Regions from separate parts of the Homo sapiens genome. Here region 1 is linked to region 2. Evidence: chromatin loops called from intact Hi-C (ENCODE). Cell type or tissue: natural killer cell. All regions are shown on one strand. Links, peaks and the distances in the headings refer to the core of each region. The heading gives the core; the rest is flanking DNA.

Region 1 (15,329 bases), core at 4,344-12,343, 47 kb before region 2:
GTCTAGTGACATTCTACCTCCCCTTCTGGCTGTTATGTTAGTGTTGTTATGTAATTTGATTTTAGACATGTTATAAACCCCAGAATCCATTATTATTTCTTTTGTTTAATTGGTCAAATTATTTTAAAAGATTTAAATAATAAGAACATATATATTTAACTATGTACATACCAATTGCCACTAGTCTCCATTTCTTTTTGTAGATCCAGATTTCTGTATGGTATCCTTATCCTTAGGCCTGGAGGAATCCTTTTGCATTTCTTGTAGTGTGGGTTGCTGAATTCTTTTTTTTTGTTTTGTTTTGAGATGGAGTCTCACCCTGTCACCCAGATTGGAGTGCAATGGTGCAATCTCGGCTCACTGCAACCTCTACCTCCCGATTTCAAGTGATTCTCCTGCCTCAGCCTCCTGAGTAGCTGGAATTACAGACACACCCCACCACACCCGGCCAATTTTTGTATCTCTGGTAGAGACGGGGTTGCACCATGTTGGCCAGGCTGGGTTGGCCAGGCTGGTCTCGAACTGCTGACCTCATGATCCGCCTGCCTCAGCCTCCCACAGTGCTGGGATTACAGGCATGAGCCACTGCGCCCAGCTAGAATTCTTTCATTTTTTTTCTATGTATTTAAATGTCCTCATTTTAGTCACATTCTTGAAAGAATTTTCATTTTGGCATAGAATTCTAGGAAAACTTTATTTCTTTCAACACTTTAGGATGTTGCCACTTTGTTTTTGCAAAACTGGCATAAAGTGGGCTTCTTGTACTTGTTATATAATTTTTGGAATGTGTATTTAAATTAATAACATAAAATGGGGTGGACTGCTGGGCGCAGTGCATCACGCCTGTAATCCCAGCACTTTGGGAGGCCAAGGTGGGCGGATCACGAGGCCAGGAGATTGAGACCATCCTGCTAACACAGTGAAACCCAGTCTCTACTAAAAATACAAAAAACTTAGCCGGGCGTGGTGGCTGGCGCCTATAGTCCCAGCTACTCCGGAGGCTGAGGCAGGAGAATGGTGTGAACCCGGGAGGCGGAGCTTGCAGTGAGTGGAGATTGCACCACTGCACTCCAGCCTGGGCGACAGAGCAAGACTCTGTCTCAAAAAAAAAAAAAAAAAAAAACGGCTGGAAGAGGTGGTGCACGCCTATAGTCCCAGTACTTTGAGAGGGGGAGGCAGGAGGATCGCTTGAGGCTCAGAGTTGGAGACCAGTGTGGGCAAGATAGCAAGACCCTGTTCTCTGTCTCATGTATATATATATATATATACACACATATACACATACACACACACACACACATACATAAATCGTGAATGTCCTAGATTCATCTTAAGTTCCACCAACAGTACACTTAAAGTAAAATGTGCCCAACCTGAGGGTCAAACCTACCTGCTGACGTGCAGTTTGTGTTTGTGAGACATTCTCAACAGCATTTGCTTTCCCTAGCATAGTGGTTTTCATGTTTTCCTCACACCTGAATGTCTTAAGTGCAAAACTTGTCAGAAATAATTTCCTTTGCCAAAAGATTCTAAAATACTTTTTTTTTTTGAGATCAGCTCACTGCAACTTCCACTTCCCACGTTCACAGGATTCTCCTGCCTCAGCCTCATGAGTAGCTGGGACTGCAGGCCTGTGCCAACACACCCAGCTAATTTTTGTATTTTTAGTAGAGATGGAATTACATCATGTTGGCCAGGCTGGTCTCAAACTCTGTACCTCAAGTAGTGTGCCCACCTCAGCCTCCCAAAGTGTTGGGATTACAGGCGTGAGCCACCATACCTGGCCTAAAATACTCTTACTTCAAGTAAAAGTGCATTAAAAACAAACTTCTCAGTTGCATCCCTGGAATCTATAGAAAGCCCGGGGAGACAATCAAGTGCTACAGGATCAAGCGCTAAACAGGGGAGGACAAAGTGTGGCTTCCTCACTAGGAGTCAGGGCAAAGTTAACTGCCTTGGTTTCCAATGGAGACCAGAACTCGGTTCCCCTGTGACGGGAGGACGCAGCCCAGAGGAGGCCGACTTTCTCTTCATGGTGCCTTCAGACAGGAAATCTCCTAGGATTTCTTTCTTTCCCTTTGATCTACTCCCAATACTCCCTTTCTGTTTCTTCAAGGTCTTTTTTGGATCCCTACTGCACAGGACCTAAGGGGCTGGTGCCCTTCCCTACCCTCCCTGCCTGGGTGTCTTCAGCACCCAAGCTCACCCAGAATGTTATTGCCTGCCAGAGACAGTGAGAGGACCAAGGAGGGCAGTGGGTGCAGTAGAACCACAGCGTCACCATGTACCTGTGCCTCGTGGGATCTGAGCAAATTGAATAAACGCCCCCTGAAGCTTTTCTGCAGGTCACAGGGAAGGGGAGGGTGGCTGCTGACCCAGCAAGAGAAGCATCAGGAAGCATCGGGGGACCTCACTGTACCCCTATACCTTGAAGACAGGCCTGGCTAGGCTGATTTTAATGGGTAGGCCGAAGGAAAAGTCTCAATGGCAACCCAACCCCCGACCCTGAGATTACAGCTTTCAAATGTCTGATTGTTTTGATGTTGGTCAGTAGAATCCATCCCACCTTTATCAGGAGACTCCTTTGCCAAAATTCTGAGATCTGGGATTCCTGCTGGTTGCCGCACAGAAAGCCAATCACCAAGATGATTATTGCCAAGGAAGGCACTTTAATAGGGTGCTGCAGTGGGGGAGATGAGAACTCAAGTCTCAAATCTATCTCCCTGACCAGCCAAAACCAGAGGTTTAGATGGCAGGAAAGAAATGAACAATGTGTAAGAAAACAGGAACTAGGGAGCAGCAAGGAAGCAATCATGATGAACGAGGGGTCCCAGCATCTCACTGTCTGGATGAATTTCAGTTCTTTGATAGCTTTTTTGACAGTCCTGAAAGTCATTTCCTGAGGAAGGAACTCAGATAAAACAAATATTAAGTTTCAAGCTTTAAGACCAGAAGGGTCCATTTCTAGGTTTATCCAAAAAAGCTACATGTGGGACTGTTGGGTGGTTTTCAGATCAAGAAAGAAAAAGATTGTGCAGACCAAAGTCTGAAGTTAACCAAAGAAAAAACAATTTTCTGACCAATAGGATGTATAGGATCAGAGAATGACAAGCCTATAGAAGAACTGTTTTTTTGTCCTGAGCATAGGGGAAGGATGAAGCTGCACCAGATAAGGTGGAATTAAGCTGCAGATGGGCAAAAATCTGAATTTTGGTTCAGAGCCCTGGGGTCTTCCTCAAAAGTCTCCTTCCTTGAAAGAGGAACCCTGTCTTGGTTTCTGCATCTCTCTGAGTCCTTTTGGAGGTTGAGGATGCTGAGGTCTTGGTGCTTGGCCCCCTCTAACCCTGAGTACTTCCCCTCCTGCAGGGCAACCTGGCCAAGTACCCAGGCCCCAGCTCCAGCGACCATTTCCCCCTACTTTGCTCCTAGCAAAGGCTATTTCTAGGTCAGTGGTGAGGCACAGGCAGGACAGGGCAACTCGTTCTGACATGTTTTGCCCTGGAAGGCCTTGAGCACTGCGGTCCTGCAGAACCACTGTCTCCCTCTTTTGGAGAAAGCAGGGAGGAAATGACCTGTGTGGAGGGAATCGAGGGCTACACCTGCATGGAGGAGCTGAGGCAAGCAGGGCAGTTCCAGTCTGTAAATGTAAAGGACATTTGTCATCCAAGAGGTTGGGCTGTTATTATTAATTTTGAATTTTGTCAAAACAAGCTTCAGGGAAATTAGTCGTCTTACTTGTAAGAACCTTACAAGACCTCCCATCTTATATTCCAGGGAGAATTGCTGCGTATTACATGAACACATAGGTGAGACTGCTGTTCTGACCTGCAGGACTTGATGCCCTGGCGCAGGGGCACCAGGGTACCGGCAAAGCCTTTCCCATACAAAGAGCAAGGATGTTATGTCTACAACCCATCGGCACCAGTTCCAAGTACAATTTCTGCTCGACTCTATGGACTGAGTACACATTCCCCCCAGCACAGAAATCCTACAAACTCCCATGAATGCTATAGTGAAAAGCAGGGGCTGGCTAGGTGTGATGGATCACACCTGTAATCCTAGCAGTTTCTAAACTTGAGTCTAGGAGTTGGAGACCAACCTGGGCAACATGGCAAAACTTCAACTCTTAAAAAAACAACACAAAAAAACAACAAAACAAGCACAGAAATTAGCCGGCTGTGGTGGCTTGTGCCTGTGCTACTCCAAGGGCTGAGGTGGGAGGATTGCTTGAGTCAAAATGCCACCAGATACAGTGAGACCCTGTCTCAGGGAAAAAAACAAACAAACAAACAAAAAGAGGCTGTGTAAGAGGTCAACAGAAAAATACTAAGGTTTTCAAGTGGTGTTAAAAGCCAGTGGGCCTTGGGGACCATTGAGCAATCTACAAAGCAGGGAAGCCTAGATCCCTGAGCTCCACCTGCCAAGTACCACCACAGCTAATGTGAGAGACCTCCCCCACAGAGACTGAAATTTGCCTCCCGAGGAAACAAGTGACTACAGACATCTGTCCCAGGATAATAAAAAAGAAAACAAGGTCTCACAAAAACAAAAACAGCTGACCACACCATACAATCACTGAGACTGAGCCTGTGACTATAGGTGAAGAAAAAAAGGCTGTCTATTATTCATACCATGAAGGACCAGGGGAAAGTGCGAACACAGTCCCCTACTACTGTTGTGGGAATCAGGAGAACAGAGAGACCAATGGGTGGAACAGGAGGACTTTATTGAGTGTACTCAGGCCCAGCATATTAAAATCCAAAGGCTGAGCCCTGAACAAAGACAAGGCTTGGCTTTTACACACACTTCTGAAAGGGGGTTGGCTAGTTTGAATGGTGCAGTGGGAATTTGAAGGTGCAAAACTCACGGTGCAGGCAAGAGGGCTTACAGAAGCAGAACAAAGGCAGCTAATCAAACTGTGACCGGTCTTGCAATGCAAGCATAGCTGGTGACCTTGCAGCTGCACTGACAGGAAATCAGGAACTTAAAACTTGAATAATAAGAAATGGTAAGGGGAAAAGAGAAGGTAGTAAAGGGATTTGTTGTTTTTTCCTCTTATCCTTGCTAGGGGCAGACTGTGTTGAGAGAGTCTCTGGAACTAATTCCTCAGGGCTCTGGCTTTTCAGACAGTGTTATCAAGGATCTGCTAGGGCTCTATCTATTGCTGGCCTTGGAGTCAGTCAAGTACTGTGAAGCTCAGTTATGCAGCTGAGCTTCACACATTAGGGGAGATAACAGAGAACAGCACATCTGGAGTGCAATGGATGAGCCTCAACCTTAGGATGAACCACTATTGGTGACCATAGGATTTCCCCTACCAGGTAAGTGGCAGTCCACATACCTCTGCCCCACCACAGCTCCATACGCCTCACCTTTACACGCATGGTCACTTGCTCTGAGAACCACCCCCACCAATCCCCAACCACCCTGAGCCCTCCTAGCCCTAACACACAGCTGGGACTCTCACGTCCACCCAGCAGTCCTGGACTTGCTCCTACAGCACGGGAAATCCTCCATGGTGAAGAAGCAGCCCTGTGCTACCTCATCTACATAGAAATGCCCTATCGATGATGTCACCGACAATACCTTTCTTAATGTTCTGGAGATTATTAAATTAGATTTGTATAGTTGTGAAAAGTGCTCATATTGCTGATTCCATTGCTTATATGTGATCATATAAATCTTTTCTCTCCTTTCTGTAGTGTGGTTTAAACTTAATCCTTAAAGGACATGTATTTGAATTTTTCAGCTGGTTAGAAACCTGAATATACCAATCAAAGAAAACTGCTCCTTACATGCTACAGATTTGGTTTTCTTCCTGTACTAAGATGTCTTTTAGATATAGTAAATTTGTTAAAGCCAAGACTTCCTATGGAACGAAGTTTGATGGGAGGGGGGACATTGAGTAGTAAGATCACTCTTGTAACAGGGATGCCACTCTTGCAGATATTGACAACTATTGGGCCCATAAAATTTTTACCAAACATTGGAAAGACAAGATATGAACAACTTATCATTGCTGCAGTCTCAAATATCAGGAAATACCATTATTCTCAGGACAATAAATAGACAATAAAAAAAGTCTCACAGAGCAGATTAGCTGTCATGTATTACCAAACAGGGATTGGATCCTTGTCAACACCACCCAACAGAAATTGTCCATACAAATTCACTTCATAACATCAAAACCAAAAGCCCACACTGATGGCAAAAAATAATGACACAATAATGAGAGAGAGAGAGAGAGAGAGACCTGTCCTATAGCCATACTTAGTGTGTAAAAGCCAAAGAGCTCAATTTCTGCTCATGATACTTAATAAAACAGACGGAACATGAGCCAATAATTCAGTGGGTTCAGATCTGCACCAAGTGCCTGTTGGATGCAGGATTCTACTGTCTCCAATAATATGTCTCAGATGGCCTAGTTTTTTTTTGTTGTTTTGTTTTGTTTTGTTTTGAGACAGAGTCTCGCTCTGTCGCTCAGGCTGAGGTGCAATGGCATGATCTCAGCTCACTGCAACCTCTGCCTCCTGGGTTCAAGCGATTTTCCTGCCTCAGCCTCCCCAGTAGTTAGGATTACAGACACACACCACCACATCCAGCTTTTTTTGCTTTTTTTGCTTTTTTTTTTTTTTTTTTTTTTTTTGTATTTTTAGTAGAGACGGAGTTTCGTCATGTTGGTCAGGCTGGTCTCGAACTCCTGACCTCAGTTGATCAGAAGTAGGTGAGGTCAGAAAACATACCCTGGGAAATGCTGGCACAATGCCCAGAACCGCCATCTCTAGGCCTGGGGTTTTCTTTTGTAGTGGAATACTAGTATTCATGCAATGCAGGGACAAGACCAATTAGATACTTCTGGGAGTTAAAAAGAGATGAATTTACAGTGCCATTTGAGAAGGGGTATTAAGGAATTTGCCAGGGTACTGACGCGTGTCAGGTGCAAACTGCAGGTTGAAAGAGAGCTAAGTATTTTCTGTCCATGAAGGTGATAAGGGAGGGCCTGAAGAAAGACGGACCGGGAAGGACACTGGCGCCAGAAGTAGGAAAGGGCTGCTTGGGGGTGGGAAGGATGGGTCGGGGTGCTATCTAAAAAGTTGCCTGGCAATGGATGTAGGATATGGAAGCGAGACATCAAACAAGAAGTTGTCATTTAAATAAAGTCTGAAGAAAGACTAGATATGTAAACAGCAGGAGATAATAGGGAAACTGGACCCCGCTGCTCATAAAACTTCCTGCCTTATATTTCAGGGAGGATCGCAGCGCATTTCAGCCAAGACAAGTAAGACTGCGGTTCTGACCTGCGGGCCTCCACGAATTGCATTAGGGCACCTGGGCTCCGGGAAAGCCATTCCCCTACACAAAGTAAGCGTGTTATGTCTGCAAATGAACGGGGACACTAAGAGCCCCAAAGGCCCTGCTTTCATCCCAAAGAACAGCGCCTGTCTGCGTAGTTTGTACCTGGCTCTATGAGGTGAGAACACATTCCCCGCTAGCACAGAAATCCTACAAACTCCTGAGGGGGCTGCGGTTAGAAGCAGGGGCTGTGTAAAAGGTGACTCTGGGGGCTAGAGAAAACCACGAAGATTTTCACAGAGCGTGAGAACCCAAGACACTGGAGACCATGGACCAATCTCTGCAAAAAGCAGCCCTGCGTAGAAAGGGAAGAGCTGTACGGCCTTCGCGCTAGTTTGTTTGTGTTAAGGCTGACGCTCCCTATTTCTCCTCAGTGGGAGAAGCGACATCTTAATTCCTATTTCCCAGCCTTCCACTGTAAGAATAACACGTCCAAGACACAAATCAATGAAAGAAAAAAGTAGCCCTTAGAGTACAGCGTATTCTTGAAACTACAAAAAATCAGGGGAAAGCGCGAACGCAGTACCACTACCACAAATTATGCAATCGAGTTTCCCACATTTGGGGAAATCGCAGGGGTCAACACATCTGGAGTGCAATGGATAAGCCTCGCCCTGGGAAAACCACCTTCGTGATCATGTTATCTCCCCTGCCAAGTAAATATGAGCTCCTGCACCTCCGCCCCGTACGCCTCACCCTTTACACGCACGGTCGCTTGCCCCGCGCACCCCCCAGCCCTCCTAGCCCTGACACACAGCTGGGACTCTCCGGCCGGACCAGCGGTCCTGAGCCCGCTCCCAAGGCTCGGGAACTCCTTCGAGGCGAAGCAGCAGGTGGGGAAGCAGCAGCTCCTGCGCTGCCTCATCTACATAGAAGTCGCCCTATCCGTGATGTCACCGACAGTGCCTTTCCCAGGCCCCATCTGCCTTTCTGCCAGTCAGCCGACCAACCCGCTGCCTGAACCAGCAAGAGGAAGTGACGTCTGCCTCTCCCTTTTTCCCTCCCGCCCCGGCATCTGTTTTCGCCCAAAGAAGCTGGTCCTTAGCCTATCTTGTGAAGCAAACTTTCGGTGGCCAGATGGAGCCTGGGTACTCTTCTTCACATAATGACTTTTATTTCGCAGACTAGAACGTTTAGGACTACAAAAGAAACCGGTTTTCTTCACATACTTATCCTTGTAATGTAGCATTCCGCTTGAAATTGGAAGCCGTTCAATGTCACAGAGAAACCATATTTATGAAAGTAAAGAGGCTTCTCAGATGACTGCAAACCAGCCTTCCTTACTGATTTTATCACTGGTAATGTTATAAAAACAGTTGTCAAGTTTAATGAATCTTGTAGTTTTTTTTATTTTTATTTTTATTTTTTTCCAAATTCAGTATTGTGGAAAAATATGCTGCCACAGAAGAAATGATTGGACACTCTCAAATGTGGTGTTGCACTTTGTCATCTTTTGCACAGCCATCTCCAGACCTTATTGCTTACCTCGTGTTAGTTTTTTATATTCTGCAAAGACAAAACCAAAATAATCCAAATTTGACAAAAATACCTGGGATACATCTTATTTGTGATGCTTAACAAATGTCTGGATCATCTTTTCTTATATGGGATTATAATGCAGGAAACACTGTGAAGTAAGCAAAGTTGGAATTCCCAAGTCAAAGACCATTTGAATATTTACAAGTAGATTTGAGACAGGAATAATACAGGGTGGTCACAGGATAACAAATTCTAGGCAGCAGATTTACATGACTTGAGGCTATGGGCTGATAAGATGCTGAAAAACCAGGGTGTGGACCAAGCTGGCTAAGACTGACTGGACCCAATGTGGTGCTGGATTTGACGTAGGTTTTACCTAGGCCCTCATTATACGCTTATTAACATACTAAATCACACACCCACCAGTGCCATGACAGTTCTGAGACCAATATTTGATGTAAAAATGGATGGCACCACAGTTCTGAGAAATCTCCACCTTTACCCAGGAATTTTCATCAATATTCCACTCCTTGGTTAAAGAAACCCATTGAGATGAAACCCCAGAACCCATTGTTCTCTCTCAGGTATGCCCAAACTCCCCTTTCTTGAGTGTGTACTTTCTGCTTTGCAATAAATCTCTTCTTTCACTATTTGCTAACTCATCCTTGACCTCATTCTTGAGATGGTGTCAAGAGCCTGGACACCACAGCTGGGGTCGAGATCCTACCAGTGTCCGGGGACCTCCCCCAGCCCACCAGTATCAGATTCTATTCCATTGCTCAAATCACAAAACATCAAATGGAGAATTCTTCTTTGGAGACCACAAAGTAAAGATTCTGTGGCATGGTGGCCAGTTAGGCCACTGGAAGACATGGCAAAATATTGAAAATGAGGGATTAGGTGACAGCGTAGTAACTGCTGAATGTGAAATACTTGATCCAGACCCCATTCCCTGTAGACTGACTGGGAGACACATTGTCCAGGTAGTAGTGGAGAAATACTTTCTGGGTATCTGACCAGCCTTTGTGGAAAGAACTGGCACCATCCTGCAGATGTAACCACCTGATGGGTTCTTCCTGCCCACTGTACACACAAAATCAATTCACGGAGACCATGGCATTGCAGTAAAGAGTTTAACTGACACAGGCTAGCCATGACATGTAGGGGACAGAGTTATTACTCAAATCAATCTCACTGAAGGCTTGGAGGTAAGGGTTTTTTCAAAGACAGTTTGGTGGGGAGGGGGCTAGGGCTTGGGCGGTGCTGATTGTTGGGGATGAAATCACAGGGGTGTGGAAAATGGCCCTCCTGCATTGAGTCAGCTTCTGGGTGGGAGCTAAGGGACTGATTGATTTTCGGGCCAAATGGTGCCATCCAGTAGTCAGAAATGCAAAAGCCTGAAAAGACATCTCAAGAGGCCAATCTTAGGTTCTACAATAGTGATGTTCTTCACAGCAGTAACTGGGGAAGCTGCAAATCTTGTGACCTCTGGAATAATGGCTGGTGATTATTTAATGAGGCATACATCTTAGTAGAATTCAGGTCCCTTTCATCCTCCTAACTTGGTGGCCTTTCATTAGTTTTACAGGGGTAATTTAGCTTTGGGGAAGGTTATCATTTTAACCAAACTTTTTGGCTGTCCCCAGTGTTTTTGGCACCAGGGACTGGCTTCATGGAAGACAGTTTTTCCATGGAAGGGGGTGGTGGATAGTTTCCGGATGAAACCGTTCCACTTCAGGTCATCAGGCATTAGTTAGAGTCTCATAAGGAGTGCACAATCTGGATCCCTCACACGCATAGTTCCCAATAGGGTTCAAGCTAATATGAGCATCTAATGCTGATGCTGATCTGACAAGAGGCAGAGCTCAGGTGGTAATGCTCGAAAGCCTGCAGCTCACCTCCTGCCGTTTGGCTGGGTTCCTAACAGGCCATGGACCAATACCTGTCTTGTGGCCCTGGGGGTTTGGGACCCCTGATTTGAACTATAAACTCAATTTTTCCCAAAAATAGCTTGGGAGAAATTGTGCAGGAATGAGCAAAGACAGCTAGCCTGTGAGGCTAGAACCAAAATGGAGTCAGCCATGTCAGATTTCTCTGATTGTCATAATTTTGCAAAAGTAGTTTCAGAGGGACTACCCTGACACTTGTTAAAAGCATGAGGCGGATTTTATTGTATGTACTACAGTAGGCAAGAGAGACCAGCAGAGAACCGAGCTCAACTCCAAATACAGCAAGAAGGGTTGAAGATTTATAGCCAATCGGCAAGGTAAGAAAGTCAGTGGATGGAAAATTACTAAGAGGAACTTGATTAACTATCAAAGGTGGTTGGGAGGACTCTTGCTAAACTAGGCTCAACAGTATTCTTTTCTAAAACTGGACTTGGCAGGCCAAGAACTAATAGAGAAAAGGGCTCAGAGGAAACTGACTAAGGTTTGGTCAAAGATGGAGTCCTTGTCAACTCTACATTGAAGTTTCTGCAAATAAACGAAGACCAACCAAATGAAAAAAAGTAAAGGCTATTTATTCTGAGCTTGCTATAGCAGGGAGTCAGCCACTGTTACTTGTGTTTTGGCAGAGACTTGAAGGCAGTCAGAGAAGTGGGAAAGCTTTTTACAAAGAAAGGCTTCAGGTATGCTTCAACTGGAGGCTGTCAGCATGATGAAGCTAGATAGATGAAAAAATCAAAATATTTTACCCCAGAATATATTTCTTTGGCATATTTTAAGATGGCCGTCAGAGAGCCAGCAACAGAAGTAACTCTGCAAAACTGTCTTTTATAGGGGAAATTTACACCTACAGAGAATCTGCATTAATCTAGCCTTCCCTTGTCAGGATTGAGAAATAAAAATAAGCCCTAGGCCCTACAGCCAACTGAACAGACTCCCTCTTGGCTGACAGGACCGCAGAGAAACCTTGAAAGCTGTTTCTGGCTGTGGCAGGATAGAAGGCTGGACATGCCCCCTTAAAACCCCTCCCTCACTAACCGCGGTTATGAGGCAGGAGAACAGCAGAGGGAGTTGGAAGTTGGATAAAAGGCAGAATGAGTAAAAGCAGAAACAGAAGTAAGGTGATGGGGTGGGAGAGCAAGAAGCAAGATAAAAGGCATAAACTAAGCAACCAAAACAAAAAGTAAGATTAAAAAAAGCAAGCAAGGCCAGGTGCAGCTGCTCACATCTGTAATGCCAGCAGTTTGGGAGGCCAAGGCAGGTGGATCGCCTGAGGTCAGGAGTTCGAGACCAGCCTGACCAACATAGTGAAACCCCTTCTCTACTAAAAATACAAAAAGAAAAAAATAGCTGGGCATGGTGGTGCACTCCTGTGCTCCCAGCTACTCAGGAGGCTGAGACAGGAGAATTGCTTGAACCCAGGAGGCAGAGGTTGCAGTGAGCCAAGATCATGCCACTGCACTCAAGACTGGGCAACAGAGCAAGACCCTGTCTTAAAAAAAAAAAATAAAACAAGCAAGCAAGGACCCCATGGCCAGCAAGATCCAAACCAATAAAGGGGCAGCTCTTCAGAGATAGGCATGTGCATTAGAGAGAAAAAGTATCCTTAACATGACTTCATATGATAATCAGCTCATTAAAGCTCATGCATATGGACTGCATATCATGCATGTACTTAAAATTATGGGATAGAGGCAACATTCAAGCACACAAGGGCCAAAGTAACTAAGCAACCCACCTATCAATCAAATGGCAAACCCTGGCTAAAGATTAGGCATTCTTGGCCTGGCACGGTGGCTCAGGCCTGTAATCCCAGCACTTTGCAAGGCTGAGGTGGGCAGATCATGAGGTCAGGAGATCGAGACCACCCTGGCTAACACGGTGAAACCCCGTCTCTACTAAAAATACAAAAAAATTAGCCGGGCGTGGTGGCGGGCGCCTGTAGTCCCAGCTGCTGGGGAGGCTGACGCAGGAGAATGGTTTGAACCCGGTAGGCAGAGCTTGCGGTGAGCCAGGATTGTGCCACTGCACTCCAGCCTGGGTGACAGAGCAAGACTCTGTCTCAAAAAAAAAAAAAAAAGATTAGGCATCCTTGTGAAGAAAAAAAACCACACATCAAAAGACCCAATGTACACCAAACTAATACTGATCTCATCTCCCAGAGGTCAGCCCACTCTCCCCACTCCGAGAGTGTTACTGTGCTTAATAAACTTTTGCTTTGCTTTGCTGCTTTGTGTGTGTCATGTACACTTCTTTGGGACACCAACAGTCTGGAACTGCACGGTACCATCTGGTAAGAATTAGGCTTTTTTGGCCGGGTGCGGTGGCTCACGCCTGTAATCCCAGCACTTTGCGAGGCCGAGGCGGGCGGATCACGAGATCAGGAAATCGAGACCATCCTGGCTAACACGGTAAAACCCCATCTCTACTAAAAATACAAAAAATTAGCCCGACGTGGTGGCGGGTGCCTGTAGTCCCAGCTACCCAGGAGGCTGAGGTGGGAGGATTACTTGAGCCTGGGAGGTGAAGGTTGCAGTGACCCAAGCTTGCAACACTGCACTTCAGCCTGGGTGACAGAGGAATGGGCCTTCACTAGACACTGAACCTGCTGGCAACTTGATCTTAGACTGACCATCCTCCATAACTGTGAGCAATAAATTTTTGTTGTTTATAAGTTACTCACTCTGTGGTATTTTGTTATAGCAGCACAACTGGATTAAGACATTAACCTGACCTTAAGAAATCATCTCAAATCAGTCTTGGCTTTGATGAGAAACAAAGGGCACACTCGAATGTGTGATTTAAAGAGAGTTTTTTTTTTTTTTGAGATGGAGTCTCGCTCTGTCCCCCAGGCTGGAGTGCAGTGGCATGATCTCGGCTCACTGCAAGCTCCGACTCCTGGGTTCACGCCATTCTCCTGCCTCAGCCTCCGGAGTAGCTGGGACTACAGGCGCCCGCCACCACACCTGGCTAATTTTTTGTATTTTTAGTAGAGACGGGGTTTCACTGTGTTGGCCAGGATGGTCTCGATCTCTTGACCTCATGATCTGCCTGCCTCGGCCTCCCAAAGTGCTGGGATTGCAGGCATGCGCCACTGCACCCGGCCTACAGAGAGTTTTATGAAGAGAATATTTATAAATATATGGACAGGATCAAAATAACGCAAGAAAGGACTGAGAGGCACTCAGAATCTGGAATCATCAGAGAAGTTGTATTGCCTCTAGGACTGAATTGTTGTATAAGTCTGTTCAGGTTGCCATAACAAAATACCATATACCAAGTGGCCTAAACTATAGAAATGTGTTTCTCACACTTCTAGAAGTTGGGAAGTCCAAGATAAAGGTGCTAGCAAAGCGGATTTCTTTCTAAGATCTCTTCCTACAGCCTGTAAGTGGCTGTAGTTTCACTGTGTGCCCATGTGACCATTTCTTTGTGCACCATGGGGAAGGCGGATGAGCAAGCTTTCTAGTGTCTCTTCTTATAATGGCATTAATCTCAGCATAAGGACCCCACTCTCATAACCTCTTTTAAACCTGATTACCTCTCAGAGGCCCCAGCTGCATAAACCATCACACTGGGGGTTAGGGCTTCAACATTTAAGTGTGGGAGTTGGTGTTCACAATTCAGTCAATTGGAGTGGAAATTGAAATGGGAAAGGAAAACTATAGTTACTAGAGAGAGCTATTGTCTTGGAGAGGATCACTGGACAGGACTATAGTCTTTGGAGAAATAAGTGAGTGACAACTGACAAAGATTCTTTCTGTGAAAATAAGTAATTTAAAATGTAAGTTGTTGGAATTCCAAATTACTTTGAGCCTTTAAAAAATCTGAGTATGGGCCAGGCACCATGGCTCACACCTGTAATCCCAGTACTTTGGGAGGCCCAAGGCAGGCAGATCACGTGAGATCAGGAGTTTGAGACCAGCCTGACTAACATGGAGAAAGCCCATCCCTACTAAAAATACAAAATTAACCGGGTGTGGTGGCGCATGCCTGTAATCCCAGCTACTCGGGAGGCTGAGGCAGGAGAATCACTTGAACCTGGGAGGCAGAAGTTGCAGTGAGCTGAGATCGCACCATTGCACTCCAGCCTGGGCAACAAGAGTAAAACTCTGTCTCAAAAAAAAAAAAAAAAAGAAAAAAGAAAATGTGGGTATGGAGCCTAAGTCACATGAGAGGCACCTGTAAACTAGGCAGTTTTAACCTTTGTTTCTCTGATTATAGATTGGCCTTCTTCCTTACATACATTTTTTTTTTTTTTTTTTGAGATGGAGTCTTGCTCTGTGGGCCAGGCTGGAGTGCAGTGGCATGATCTCGGCTCACTGCAACCTTAGCCTCCTGGGTTCATGCCATTCTCTTGCCTCAGCCTCCCGAGTAGCTGGGACTATAGGCGCACACCACCATGCCCAGGTAATTTTTTGTATTTTAGTAGAGACGGGGTTTCACCATGTTAGCCAGGATGGTCTCCATCTCCTGACCTCATGATCCACCTGCCTCAGCCTCCCAAAGTGCTGGGATTACAGGCATGAGCCACTGCACCCAGCCACACGC
Region 2 (15,329 bases), core at 2,897-10,896:
ATATGAAGTCACTCTCAGACGGGTCCCTTCTCTTGTCACACTCCACTGTAGAAACAAAAGAGGACGGGGAAGCCAGAGCTGCTCAAAACCTTATAACCCACAATTGTCATAGTTATTCTCAACTTACACAGGGCTGCTTTCTAGACGCACCCCCTCCAGGCCCCCAGACTGCCAGGCTCCAGGAATAAGTAGCTCTGAGAAATATAGTTTTTCGGTGGAAGCCACACTCCACTATTGCAAATTGGAGAAGAGAAGGACAAACTTAAAAGGTGAAAAGATTTAAGAGAACAACATGGTGAAACCCCATCTCTACTAAAAATACAAAAATTAGCTAGGCGTGGTGACATGCACCTGTAGTCCCAGCTACTCAGGAGGCTGAGGCAGGAGAATCATTTCAACCTGGGAGGCGGAGGTTGCAGTGACCCAAGATTGCTCCACTGCACTCTAGCCTGGGTGACAGAGCAAGACTCCCTCTCAAGAAAAAAAGAAGAAAGAAAGAAAGAAGAAAGAAAACAATTGTTTTAGTTGAATACATTTTGTCAAGATTAAATCAACTTTCCCCTAGGGTACTGATAGAATAAGCAATCATAATTTAGATTCTAACTTACTGGTCTTTGAGAAATTGTGAAAACAAAAAAGGTGCCATAAGCCAAAAAAGGAGCAAAAGTCCTAATTTTCAAGCTGATGAAAATAAAGAATGAAAAAATTGAAATCGTCATAGTTCATCTTGGTCCTTGGCAAAATACAAATCTATTGATTGAAAATATAATATCCTAGCTACCTTATTGTGCCTAGCTCTTACCACTGAGGAGAAAAACCAAACGCAAACAAAAGTATGTTCAAATTGGCAAAAATGTTTACAAACCTGCAAAATCTCTTCAGCCTATCCCTCAAACTCCAGACTTGGTATTTACTAAGCTCTGCTGTGTACAATACCCACCTTAATATCCATTCTTGCACAAGTTCTGTTAGGTATAAGCCAAGATCACATGGGATTTTTTTTTTTTTTTTTTTTTTTTTTTTTTACCCTCTCATGCCTATGTCTGCTTTTGCTTCCAAAGACCCTTCTGAGTAAGGACTGTCCTCAGACTACTGGAGTCATTTAGTCACAAGCTTGCCTGAGGCTCAGAGCTGGCAATACCTGGGAGTTTATGTCAATCCCACAGCACCCAGCAACCTTGCCTGCAAATTATTTACCCATGATTGACAGGTGCAGGTGTATGAAAGTCCAGCTCCTTGACTTGAGGGGTGCCTTTGTGGTGAATTAGCTTTGGGAAAAGGGAATCCAGAGGCCAACTTTGTAAAACTCCAGATAGATAAATGGAAAGAAATCTTTGCCTTGGAAGTCCAGTTGAGAAAGATAGTGATTTACTTCAGACTGTGGAAAGAGAGACTAAAATCTTTACTTTCTCATGGGAAAGAAGCCTATGGTGAAAGAGAAACAAAGAGAATGGTGGGAAATAGGGTGGGTCTACTCAGTAGCTTTAAACCATTCTGTCATATTATAAAGCCTGGTGAGGTTTTAACACAAGTGCCTGGACTCTACACCTAGAGATTCTGATTTAAATGCTTCCAGGTGGGTGGAAGCCACTAGTAGTCTTAAAAAGCTCCCAAGTAATTTTCACATGTGGCTAGAGATGAAAAGGACCATCTATCTATTAGAATGTCAAGTCGCCAACATAGAAGTGTCCCAAATGTACCGCTACCTCATAGAAAAGGCTTAACACCACCCATTGATGGAATTTTCCTTCCTCTCGCCATGGTTTTGTTTGCATAGCATGGAAAAAAGAGAAGAGAAAAAGAGGTAGATGGATAGATTGAACCTATAATTTGCCTATGTAGAGCAGTTTCTCAAACTTATCTGACCACAAGATGCAGTGAGAAATATACAATTCTTTGTGATCAGTTTTTAAAAAATCTTTCATTATGTGTAATCCAACCTTCCTAGTATTTAAATAAAGCCTGTAGTAGCAAGCAGTCCACTATATTGATTTCACAACCCATAACTTGTTCAGAATTGCAATTAAAAATTTTTTTTGGCCAGGCTTGGTGGCTTGAGCCTGTAATCCCAGCACTTTGGGAGGATCACCTGAGGTTGGGAGTTTGAGATCAGCCTGACCAACATGGAGGAACCCCATCTCTACTAAAAATACAAAAAAAAAAAAAATTACCTGGGTGTGGTGGTGCCTGCCTGTAATCACAGCTACTTGGGAGGCTGAGGCAGAATTGCTTGAACCCTGGGGGTGGAGGTTGTGGTGAGCCAAGATTGCACCATTGCACTCCAGCCTGGGCAACAAGAGCGAAACTGTTTCAAAAAAAAAAAGCAAAAAGAAAAGAAAAAGAAAGAAAAAAAGAAAAAAATTTTTTTCACTTCTGCTCAACCTTTTTATCAAGCAAAATCTCAAAAGAACATTTACTGTAAAAGAACATTGACAACAAACATCTTTCTGTGAATCCTTATTTCTGTCCCAGCCACCATGACCCAATAATCTCTAGAGCCTGTTAGTGTTCTCCAGATTGAAGCCTTCCCTCTAACTGCTCCTAAATCTGTGATGTAGTGGAAAAAGTTTGAGGCCTTGATTCTCATCCCAGGTTTTTCACCTACAGATCATATGGCCTTAGCCTCTTGACACCATTGTCTCCTTATGGCCAAAGATGGAACTGTACTTGGGTGGTATCTGAGCACCCTGTTGGCTTTGACATTCTAGGGCCCTTCCCTTGGCACCACTCTCTTATTTAAAAGGAATAGGATGTGGACTTAGGAGGGTTATTTCTCTGCAAACTATCCTCTCTTTCTTATGACAGCTATTTCTGAATGTGCACATTTGAGGCTAAGCAAATCCCTTCCTGGGAGGCGTGAAAGACCTTTATTTCTCTGCAGAGGAGTATTATGGAAAGTCAGTTGATGCTGAGGAGGTGGTAGAGACCTAGCTAACTCATCTGCAGCGGCTTTGAGCAAGGCTTTTAGAATCATAAGGTGGCTGGGGTCCTGTGTCCTACACCACAGGCCAGCTAGTTCATTTCAGGAGACTTTCTTTTCTATCTATTATTACTATCTTCTTCTAGACTGTAGTTCACTACCAGAGATTATCCACTTAGCTGCACTCAGTTTGCACCTGGCCTGTATCACCACTTAGCTCTCACTCCAGCCTCAGTTAGGTATCAGCAAGACCTCACCAAAGATTATTGTTTCATTGTATATGTGTGTGTGTTTTTGTTTGTTTCAGGTAACAACTGATGTTGGAACTATGAAAAGCTCTTCTCTACTTTTAACAAAGCTTAGTCACAAACAGTTCCCCAGTTGACGAGAACAACTAAAACAACAGAACAATTGAAAGTCCAAATTTGAAAGCTCCATCTCCGAGAAGCAAATTTTACAGCCACTCCAGATTTGTATTCCAAATGGATAGTTTGATTATAAAAATCACATCCCTTCAGCCTGCAAATGTGATAACTGCCCAAGAGACAGTGATGCCTACATCCATAGATAATCCCCTTTCCCCCAACCTATATATAACTGGAGTCAACAGCAGCTGGAGGAAAATGGCAAGGACTTGTAATCAAGATTAAGTTAGAAAAACACTGCTGTAGACTGTTTATCAGCTCTTCAGCATATGTCCGTTTTCCTTGAAGGATGAGCGTTTAGAAACCTCTGACAATAAAGTTTATTTTACACACATTCTCTTGCCTATCATTTTTTTTGTACAAATCACAATTATAAAACTTTCTTGCTCCAGCTAAAAGCAGGAAACTCAGTCACAAATGTGTTCACTACATGTATACCACAGAATGATAGCAACCAGTCTGATTGCATCACTTGATTCCAAAATTAAATGTTAGCACTCAGTAGTGAAACTACATGTATCTCCAACTCTGGAAGCCACAGGCAAGATACTCCTGTTTCCTGCAGGGAAACAGATCTATAAGCAGGGCAGCAGTCTCACACATGTACACTCCTGTGAAATCCAAGGAAATAATGATAGTGACACAGGGCAGGCAAGCCCCAAAACTGGTTTGTAGCGTGGGAAATTTCTCCCAGACTGTAGTCTCCTTGGCTTTGCCAAGAAAAGAATTCAAGGATAAGCCGCTGGTGAGAGAAAGCAACTTTTATTGAACTGGTGCTACTTCTTGCAGAGCAGGGCTAACCTATAGGCAGTGTGCCCAGAGTTTGTGCCTGTGGGCTACTAGCTAGTTGTATTTAGAGCCACTTTTAATTGCATGCCAATTAAGAGGTAGGTTATTCAGAACTTTCTGGGAAAGGGGCAGGGAGTTTCCAGAACCATATAAAGTAACTTCCAGGCCATTGCCAAGGTGTGTTGCCATGACATTTGTAAACTGGCCATGGTCCCAGTGGTAGTGTCTTTATGCTCATAAGCAGTGAGGGCAACTAGAGGTCACTTTCATCATCATCTGCTGGTTTCAGCAGGCTTCTCCACTGCACCCTGTTTTGACCAGATCCTGCTCTGTTCAATGGGGTTGGGAATGGAAAATAAGTCCTTCTGGTCTCCTACCTCATTTCCCCATCAGAGATTATATACTCCTCCTTAATCTTAAGGGGCTTGCAGAAGGGCGGAGGTTCATCTTCTGTAACTGCTTCCTGCTGATGTTATGGGCATAGACCCTGCCTAGCACTGGAGAGGTAAAATCCCTGGATACCTGTTCTAAAAGGCTCAAAGGTAGGATGTCTTTATCTTCTGGGTCAGAAGAGGGGATGGGTTGAAAGCCTTGTGCCAGCATCATCTTTACATGGAATTATTGTAATCTGGAAGACACAAACTTTACAAGGAGGTTAAACAAGCAAAGAGCAAAGATTAGTAATAAAAAGATATCTATTAAAGGTCCTAGGAAGGGTAAAAACCAAGTGTCTGCTGGTAGAGATTCCTTTACTGAATTCCATCAGCAGGGCAAAGCAGTAAGAGGGAAAACATTATAATTAGGAGTAAGAGAAAAACTTTCATGCTCATCCACAGCATCATGTTATTATTGTTATCTGTGCATTTGCAAAACAATAGCTTTAAGTCTTCCGGGCGTTTGCAAATATAGGTCACAGCATCGTCCTCTGACATCTGTGAGGACTCATAACAATCTTTGAGGGCCGGGGGCGGTGGCTCACGCCTGTAATCCTAATACTTTGGGAGACTGAGGAGGGCGGATCACGAGGTCAGGAGATCGAGACCATCCTGGCTAACATGGTGATATCCCGTCTCTACTGAAAATACAAAAAAAATTAGCCGGGAGTGGTGGCGGGCGCCTGTAGTCCCAGCTACTCGGGAGCCTGAGGCAGGAGAATGGCGTGAACCCGGGAGGCAGAGCTTGCAGTGAGTTGAGATCGCGCCACTGCACTCCAGCCTGGGGACACAGTGAGACTCCATCTGAAAAAAAAAAAAAAAGGATCTTTGAGCCTGGGCATAGTGGCTCATGCCTGTAATCCCAGCACTTTGGGAGGCTGAGGCAGGCATTTCACAAGGTCAGGAGTTCAAGACCAGCCTGGCCAACATGGTGAAACCTCGTCGCTACTAAAAATACAAAAAAAAAAAAAAAAAAAAAATTAGTCAAGCATGGTGGCACGTGCCTGTAATCCCAGCTACTCAGGAGGCTGAGGCAGGAGAATTGCTTGAACCCAGAAGGTGGAGGTTGCAGTGAGCCGAGATCGAGCCATTGCACTCCAGCCTGGGTGACAGAGCAAGATTTCATCTAAAAAAAAAAAAAACAAAATTAACTTTGAAGTTTAACAGCAGTGGGGGTGCTTAATAATGCCTGATAGGGGCCCTTTCCATTTTGGTTGTAATTGATTCTTGGGGGATTCTTCTTTCTAAGTTTTTAGTAAGACTAAGTATCCTGGTTGAATGGGCGAGTCAATCCTTTTCCTTGTGGGAGGAGGTTACGTTTCACTTCCATATGATTGAAGGGCCTTTTGAACCTGGCCTAAGTTGATAACCTATGTATCTCTTCATCAAACAGAACGTCTAAAGTTAAAAAGGGCCTTCCGAGCTGCTCAGGCGACCCAGCCTTCCATCGCTGCTGCTCTAGTGTTCGGTTGGCCTGGGCCACACTCAACTGTAGGGAGCCCAGGCCAAGAGGCAGCCTGGGCCTTCTGCATTGCGAGGCGCCGGGCCTCCCGCATTGCGAGGCGCCGGGCCTCCCGCAGCGCTCCGCTGACGGGCTGCGGGCGGGCAGGCGGGAGGCCTAGTGTGGGTCGCGGTCGTGGCCCCCGCCGCCGGCCCTGGCCGCCGCATCATGAACATAGATGTGGAGTTCCACATCCGGCACAACTATACCTGGAACAAGTTGCCGGCCAATGTGAGACAGTCATTAAGTGGAGATGGCTCATCATGGAGGTCTTCATCCTTGTCTTCACAAGTAGGCTGAAGAGGAGGAAATACAGGATGTATTGGTCTTGCTGTTCAGGGTGGTAGAGGAGGAAGAAAATCCCAGTCGTCTTTGAAATTCACAGAGAATATGAAAAGCAGGTTGTCCTGTACAGTATCTGCAATCAGTTACGATACAGAAATAACTTAAACATGTCAAGAAAGATGAATGCAGATACTGTGAGGAAGTGCTAAAGTACAGCCAAGATCATCTCATGCTGTACCCTTACCATCTATCGGATATTATGGTGAAGGGCTTGAGCATAACACCATTTTCATATTATACTGGGATTATGGAGAATATTATGAACAGTGAGAAAAGTTATGACTCATTGCCCAATTTTACTGCTGCTGACTGTCTAAGGCTTCTCGGCATAGGAAGAAACCAGTATATTGATCTTATGAATCAGTGTAGATCATCAAAAAAATTCTTCAGAAGGAAAACAGCCCATGATCTTCTACCAATAAAGCCAGTGGAAATTGCCATAGAGGCGTAGTGGGTGGTGCAGGCTGGATATATCACATAAGATGACATCAAGATACGCACTTTGCCTGAGAAATGTGCCTGAGAAATCAGCTTCATCGGCAACTGATACTGATACAAATAGTCAAGAAGATCCAGCTGACTCAGCCAGTGTAAGCAGCCTGAGTCTGTCTACAGGACACACGAAACGCATCGCATTCCTGTTTGACTCCAGTCTTACTGCCTTCTTAATGATGGGATATCTTTCACCAGTTCAGAGCACTGGTGAAGGAGAAGCACAGAGGTATTTTGATCATGCATTTACTCTGAGAAACACAATACTGTTTCTGCATCATAACAAAGATCTAGTTGTGCAAACTGCACAGCCAGACCAACCCAATTATGGTTTTCCTCTGGATCTCTTATACTGTGAAAGCCTTCTTGGTCTGGACCCTGGAACTTTCAGCAGAGTTTTAAACAAAAACTACACGCTGCTTGTTTCCATGGCTCCCCTCACCAATGAAATCCGGCCCATCAGCAGCTGCACCCTTCAGCATATTGGACCAGCTATCCCAGAAATCAGCTCTGTCTGGTTTAAACGGTACATTTATCATATCACTGGACAAGGACCACCATCCCTTTTATTGTCCAAAGGTACAAGACCTCAAAAACTGCCAGATATATTTCAGAGTTATGATCGATTGCTAATAACATCTTGGGGTCATGATCCTGGAGTAGTTCCTACCTCAAATGTGCTCACGATGTTGAATGATGCTTTAACACATTCTGCAGTTTTAATTCAGGAGCATGGTCTGCATGGGATAGGAGAAACTGTCCATGTCCCATTTCCATTTGATGAAACAGAACTACAAGGAGAGTTCACTCGTGTCAATATGGGTGTTCATAAAGCATTGCAGATACTAAGGAACAGTGGACTTACAACATCTCTGCGGATATGTCACCATGTTGAATGTTTCCATCCAACTTGCAAATAGAAAACTCAGTGATGCTTCTGATGAGAGAGGAAAACCTGATTTGGCTTCTGGCTCAGATGTAAATGGGAGTACAGAGTCATTTGAAATGGTCATTGAGGAAGCAACTACAGATTCAGCAACAAAGCAAACCTCTGGTGCCACAACAGAAGCAGATTGGGTTCCTCTCGAGCTGTGCTTTGGAATTCCACTGTTCAGTTCCGAATTAAACTGGAAAGTTTGTAGGAAAATTGCGCTAAATAACTTATCAAAAAAAAATCATTCATATTTAAACATCTTCTCAAACGTCAGCCCATTTTCTGGCACAAACAAGGAAGCAGTTCTCAGTGATACTATCTGTCCAAAATCAAGTGCACTCAAACCATCATTTTCTTGTTTGAGTAGCTTGGGCTACCACTCAACCAATAAAACATCATAATGTTCTTAATTTTCTAAACTGACAAGGCTATATAATAAAAGGTACAAAATGTATATAACCACTCATCATAGGTAAGTGGCGGATTTTCTTTCAGTAAAGGATTTAAATACTATTATACTTCAACAGTCAAGCTAGACTTACTTTCTAGGTCTTATATTAATGTTAATTGAGAACTTTCATAATTACTTCCTATATAAAGATGAGAATTATCTGACTTTGAATTTCTATCATATTAGTATATACTTTAAGTCATAATTGTGAGTTTGAAACCTACATCAATAATACTATATAAGTTCTAAATTAATTGTAAAATATTGTCAAAAAAATTAAAATATTTACATATCATTATCCCCACCATATGCATTGGAAAGAGATTATTCTTTATGACATATTCTGGTATATTTCCCGTGAATCTCTATCTCTTGTGAAGTTTCTTCTTATGCAATGCCTGGTCACCAGGGATCTGTGAGGTTCATGATAGAAATACTAATAGCAGTTACTGAAGTCTGAGCTGACTTGTGTGTTGCAGATGCTGTGTGTCAGAGTGAAGTATTCTTATACAGTAAAGTACATTTACTTACTTAAGTCCAACTGTTCCCTAGTTTTCCAAGGTCAAGGAAAAAAATGAGTTATAAAATGGAAATGGAAAAACTCTCTCTGGTTGGCTTTGTGGTTATTGCACCAATATCTATTTCTTAGAAATTTTCCTGCTAGCCAAGTACAGTGGCTCACACCTGTAATCCAGAGCTTTGGGAAGCCAAGGCAGGAGGATCCCTTAATCCTAGGACTTCCAGACAAGCCTGGGCAACACAGGAAGACATCATGTCTACATAAATTAAAACATAGCCAGTGTAGCGGCACACACCTGTAGTCCCAGCTACTTGGGAGGTTGAGGTGGGATGATCATTTGAGCCCAGGAGGTGGAGGCTACAATGAGGCAAGATTGTACTTGATACGGTTTGGCTGTGTCCCTATCCAAATCTCATCTTGAATGTCCATGTGCTGTGGGAGGGACCCTGTGGAAGGTAATTGAATCATGGGGGCAGTTCTTTCCGGTGCTGCTTTCGTGACAGTGAGTAACTCTCAAGAGATCTGATAGTTATTATATGGGGGAGTTTTCCTGCACAAGCCTCTTTGCCTACTGCCACCTACGTAAGACGTGACTTGCTCCTCCTTGCCTTCCGCCATGACTGTGAGTCTTCCCTAGCCAGGAGTTCAATTAAACCTCTGTCTTTTGTAAATTGCCGAGTCTGGGGTGGTCTTTATCAGCAGTGTGAAAACAGACTACTACAGTAAATTGGTACCAGTAGAGTTGGGGCTGCTGAAAAGATACCCAAAAATGTGGAAGCGACTTTGAAACTGGGTAACAGGCAGAGGCTGGAACGGTTTGGAGGGCTCAGAAGAAGACAGAAAAATGTGGGAAAGTTTGGGACTTCCTAGAGACTGGTTGAATGGCTTTGACCAAAAACCTGATAGCAATATGGACAATAAAGTTGAGGCTAAGGTGGTCTTAGATGGAGATGAGAAACTTGTCGGGGACTGGAGCGAAGGTGACTCTTGTTACGTTTTAGCAAAGAGACTGGCAGCATTTTGCCCCTGCCCTAAAGATTTGTGGAACTTTAAACTTCAGAGAGATGATTTAGGGTATCTGGTGGAAGAAATTTCTAAGCAGCAAAGCATTCGAGATGTGACTTGGGTACTGTTAAAGGCATTCAGTTTTATAAGGGAAGCAGAGCATAAAAGTTCAGAAAATTTGCTGCCTGACAATGTGATAGAAAAGAAAAACCCATTTTCTGAGGAGAAATTCAAGCTGGCTGCAGAAATTTGCATAAGTAACTAGAAGCCGCATGTTAATCCCCAAGACAATGGGGAAAATGTCTCCAGGGCATGTCAAAGGTCTTCACAGCAGCCCCTCCCATCACAGGCGCAGAAGCCTAGGAGAAAATGGTTTCATGGTCCAGGCCCAGGGTCTCCATGCTGTGTGCAGCCTAGGGACTCCATGCCCTGCGTCCCAGCCACTCCAGCCCTGACTAAAAGGACCCAAGGTATAGCTTGGGCTGTTGCTTGAGAGGGTGGAAGCTCCAAGCCTTGACAGCTTCCATCTAGTGTTGAGCCTGCAGGGGCACAGAAGTCAAGAACTGAGGTTTGGAAACCTCTGTCTAGATTTTAGAGGATGTATGGAAATGCCTGGATGCCCAGGCAAAAGTATGCTGTAGGGGGCAGGGCCCTCATGGAGAACCTCTGCTAGGGCAGTGCGGAAGGGAAATGTGGGGTCAGAGCCCCCACACAGAGTCCTTACTGGGGCACCACCTAGTGGAGTTGTGAGAAGTGGGCCACTGTCCTCCAGACCCCAGAATGGTAGATCCACTGACAGCTTGCACCATGTGCCTGGAAAAGCTGCAGACACTAAACAGCAGCCTGTGAAAGCAGCCAGGAGGGGGGCTACACCCTGCAAAGTCACAGGGGTGGAGCTGCCCAAGACCATGGGAACCCACCTCTTGCATCAGTGTAACCTGGATGTGAGACATGGAGTCAAAGGAGATCATTTTGGAGCTTTCAGATTTAACTGTCCTGCTGGATTTTGGACTTACAGGGGGCCTATAGCCCCTTTGTTTTGGCCAATGTCTCCCATTTGGAATGACTGTATTTATTCAACGCCTGTACCTGCAATGCATCTAGGAAGTAACTAACTTGCTTTTGATTTTAAAGGCTCACAGGTGGAAGGGACTTTCCATGTCTTGAATGAGACTTTGGACTGGACTTTTGAGTTAATGCTGAAATGAGTTACGACTTTGGGGGACTGTTGGGAAGACATGATTGGTTTTGAAATGTGAGGACATGAGATTTGGGAGGGGCCCAGGGCAGAATGGTTTGGCTGTGTCCCTACCCAAATCTCATCTTGAATTTCCATGTGTTGGGGGAGGGACCCAGTGGGAAGTAATTGAATCATGCGGGCAGGTCTTTCCCATGCTGTTCTTGTGACAGTAAGTCTCAAGAGGGGAGTTTTGCTGCACAAGCTCTCTTTGCCTGCTGCCATCCATGTAAGACGTGACTTGCTCCTCCCTGCCTTCTGCCATGGTTATGAGGCTTCCCCAGCCACATGGAACTGTAAGTCCAATTAAACCTATTTCTTTTGTAAATTGCCCAGTCATGGGTATGTCGTTATCAGCAGCATAAAAACAGACTAAGACAGTACTCCAGCTTGGGCTACAGAAAGAGACCCTATCTCTATAAAAATAAAATAAAAAATGTTCCTGCTATTCAATACTACATCGTATCTTCTTCAGGATAGTTCATTTGGGAATCGCTAAGTTTACCCCTGACTCTAGGGATGGGACATGGAATTTACACCTAAAATAATCAGCGTCTGAAAGGACGTCCCCTCTCTGGATATGGAAAAGGAAGAACTGCAGGAGTTGTATGCAGCTGCCTTGCAATCCCATGGGAAACAATGCTAGCTCACAGGAAGGCAAAAGCTGACTGTTGAAAAGAAACCAAGTCCTTGAAGACATTGTTAGGCCCCAAACCAATCAACCCAGAAACCCATTTACCACTGAATCTAGAGTTAAATAAGCAAGAAAATCCCCTTTTATTTAATCCAGTCTGAGTTGGGTATTCTGTCATTAGCAAATGAAGGCATCCTGACATGTGGGAATGTCAAGACACACAAGCTCTTGTGCAGTTTTCCATGCATGGGGACAGTGCCCTGGCATTCCAGAAATCCTGGCTTACTTATCACCACTCTCTAATCAACTGCAAATAACATTTTAAAACTAAGTGCAAAGAGAATGATCAGGAATATCATAAAATCTGCATTTATTTAAAAAAAAAAAGGAGCTTACAGTGAAGTAGTCTCAAGCAATTGCTTTCTTTTTTTTTTTTCTTTTTTTTCTTTTATTATTATACTTTAAGTTTTAGGGTACATGTGCACATTGTGCAGGTTAGTTACATATGTATACATGTGCCATGCTGGTGCGTTGCACCCACTAACTCGTCATCTAGCATTAGGTATATCTCCCAATGCTCTGCCTCCCCCCTCCCCCCACCCCACAACAGTCCCCAGAGTGTGATGTTCCCCTTCCTGTGTCCATGTGATCTCATTGTTCAATTCCCACCTATGAGTGAGAATATGTGGTGTTTGGTTTTTTGTTCCTGCGATAGTTTACTGAGAATGATGATTTCCAATTTCATCCACGTCCCTACAAAGGACATGAACTCATCATTTTTTATGGCTGCATAGTATTCCACGGGGTATATGTGCCACATTTTCTTAATCCAGTCTATCATTGTTGGACATTTGGGTTGGTTCCAAGTCTTTGCTTATTGTGAATAGTGCCGCAATAAACATACGTGTGCATGTGTCTTTACAGCAGCATGATTTATAGTCCTTTGGGTATATACTTCTCAAAAGAAGACATTTATGCAGCCAAAAAACACATGAAAAAATGCTCATCATCACTGGCCATCAGAGAAATGCAAATCAAAACCACAATGAGATACCATCTCACACCGGTTGGAATGGCAATCATTAATAAGTCAGGAAACAACAGGTTCTGGAGAGGATGTGGAGAAATAGGAACACTTTTACACTGTTGGTGGGACTGTAAACTAGTTCAACCATTGTGGAAGTCAGTGTGGCGATTCCTCGGGGATCTAGAACTAGAAATACCATTTGAGCCAGCCATCCCATTACTGGGTATATACCCAAAGGACTATAAAGCAACTGCTTTCTAAGTGGGATGGCTGAAGCAAGAGACCTTAAATCACTTGACCGTCTTCACAAAACAGAACTGAAGCAGAACCAGAAGTCCCCTGATAGCCTTTCAGGGACACCACCTACAAATACACCGTAATCCCTCATACTCCACACGCCACTTCAGGGAAAGGGACATGAGGCAGGAATACAAATATATACCATCTGTGACACTTCCTAAGCTCCTGGCTTCAGAGTAGCCATCCTGATAATTATTTTTTAAAGTCCACATTATAAATGTGCAAGTTAAGTGAGTTATGGAAATCATTCCAGATACTGGTTCACCAGTAACATCAGTTTAGCCCTAAATATTGTCATAAGTTCTCTGATAGGCTCATGTGATTTAAGCTGGTGCTCTGCCAAGACTAGACTTAGGCGTTTTATCCTTTTTATGACATTATGTATGTTGAAGAGAATATATGAATACATTTTATATATATGAATATATATAAAACCTTCATTATCACATTATTCTCAATCCAGCATTTTCTCAGCCCCTGATTTTCATGTTAGTTCAGCATTCTTACATCTTTACAGATTTTCATCTAAGACTACATTTCTACTGTTTTATATAATCAGCCCCCCTAAGATCAACATGTCCACATTTTTTGGCAAAGACAAAGCCTACTGATTTCAGGATCATTATTTTCCTTTTTCAAAAGCACAAACCCAAACTGAGAAATAAATCAAGAGAAATTCTCCTTTTTTCTATGCTAATTTAGAAGTAGAGTCTTTATTTCTTTTCAAACCCAAAGAGAATCAGACATACAATATGAATTTATCTACTTTCGCTTGCTCAGACTGAGAGGAAAGATTAATATTTTCAGGCTGTTAGTCAAAACTGTTCATTCAAATATTATTTAATAAAATCCAAGAACCAGCTAAAAAGTCGCTTAAGCTAAGAAACCTTCACCAGCCTCATGGGAAATTGTGTACAGTTTTCTACTAGAATAGCCTATAAATGCTTACTGAAAATGTCTAAGTTCATATCTTGGTAACTAACATTTTAATTCAATCTGCAGAATAATATATGCTTCTTTAGTGCTAAGATATGAATATTAGAGGCATTCTTTCTTAAAATTTCTATTTAGTTATACTTTCACAAATAACTATATAATATTAAAATTCTGCATGTGGCATAAAACATATTTTAATGGAGAAGGTAATGTGTAGGGAGTTTATTTCTGTTTGCTATTAGAACTTGTGTTTATTCTTGGTTAAAAAAACTGCACTGATTACAACATAGAAAAAAACAAAAGTATGTTGTATATCTCTTACAGTAGAAGATAAAGAGTAGTTCTAAATTTAGAAAGGAAAAATAAATATACACAGTGAAAATATGTGTCAGTGAGATGTTAATCAAAGATCAACTATTGCTGAGACCAGCAATATTAAATCCCTGCACAATTACTCATATTATAATGAGAATTTTAAAAAGAAAATATGAACACATAACATAATGAAGGCAGAAGTCACTCTCATCCTTCATCTTTGTATTCCCAATTCAGGAAGCTGGTATAGTATCTTCATTATAATTACTATTCAACAAACATTTGTAAAATGAATGAATAAGGAATGAATGATGAGAAAAATGATAAACATCTCCCTCTGTCTCCTGGGAGTTAACTGCACTACTTTCTTTTAAATTTAATTAATCCTCAATGTCCTTGTAAAATAGCCAAAGGGAAAATGTATTTACATTACTCTAAATATTGATGCAATCTACAAAAAGGGTTAAACAACTTCCTCAAAGTAAATAAAACGTTCACAATCCAGCTAGGATAAAAGGATTTAAATCATTTCCTAGGTAGAGGGCTTTCAATTAGAGCCCCTGCTGCATTAACCATGGGAACTCATCTCACTCTCTTCATGATGGAGCCCTGAGTGTTGCTGCTAATCTGTACTCTACCATTCTAATGCTTTTAAGGTTCCTTTTCAGCCCTTCCTCCTCGTAATCCACAAATACTGAGACCAAGGCATTTTTTGGGTCAGTCCTAATTTCAAGCATTCTATCCTGCCCTCCCCAAATGAACTCACACTTATTAGACCATATGTTCCTATATTAGTTCAGGAAGGGGGAAAAAATGTTCATCACACTTGTATATAAGAGATCATAGAAAAACAGTTTACTAACCTGTGAAAATACCATTCATTCTCTGTTTACCTCTGGTCCACAGCTAAGCAATCAGTAGGATAAAAATGTACCCTATGTTCACTATTCAGTATTCATAAGTATACTACTTATGAATTGGAAATCTGACACAACATTTACATGACCTAATTTTGAAAATTTAAAATAGTGTAAGGCCCCTAGGCTTAATTTTACAGGGGAAAG

The links. Peaks named below come from ENCODE experiments on the same cell type or tissue, not always from the same donor. Only the 100,000 strongest peaks of a DNase experiment are listed, where the experiment ranks them.
Region 1: a loop joins it to region 2, with 2.0 times the contacts of the local background. A loop is called at or near these places in 7 of 110 quality-filtered maps.

The regions. Positions count from the first base shown.
Region 1 is chr1:148,380,635-148,395,963 of GRCh38, forward strand. MIR6077 (microRNA 6077) reads left to right here and starts at 7,648; the gene lies at 7,648-7,729. It also overlaps the pseudogene RNU1-155P and the pseudogene RNVU1-2. RefSeq lists an enhancer at 6,951-7,790. In natural killer cell, for the core only: no CTCF peak of the experiment used is centred there; DNase peaks (open chromatin) are centred at 6,777 and 8,297; H3K4me3 peaks cover 1,080 bases; H3K27ac peaks cover 1,538 bases.
Region 2 is chr1:148,428,868-148,444,196 of GRCh38, forward strand. LINC01138 (long intergenic non-protein coding RNA 1138) reads right to left here. Exons shown (of 3, transcript NR_104014.2): 2 at 6,279-6,487; 3 at 4,092-4,776. LOC124904400 (a long non-coding RNA gene) reads right to left here and starts at 2,305. Exons shown (of 2, transcript XR_007066563.1): 1 at 2,172-2,305; 2 at 1-45. It overlaps LOC105371224 (a long non-coding RNA gene), which reads right to left. Exons shown (of 2, transcript XR_001737711.2): 2 at 11,570-15,329. It also overlaps the pseudogene PDE4DIPP6 and the pseudogene LOC647481. In natural killer cell, for the core only: no CTCF peak of the experiment used is centred there; no DNase peak of the experiment used is centred there.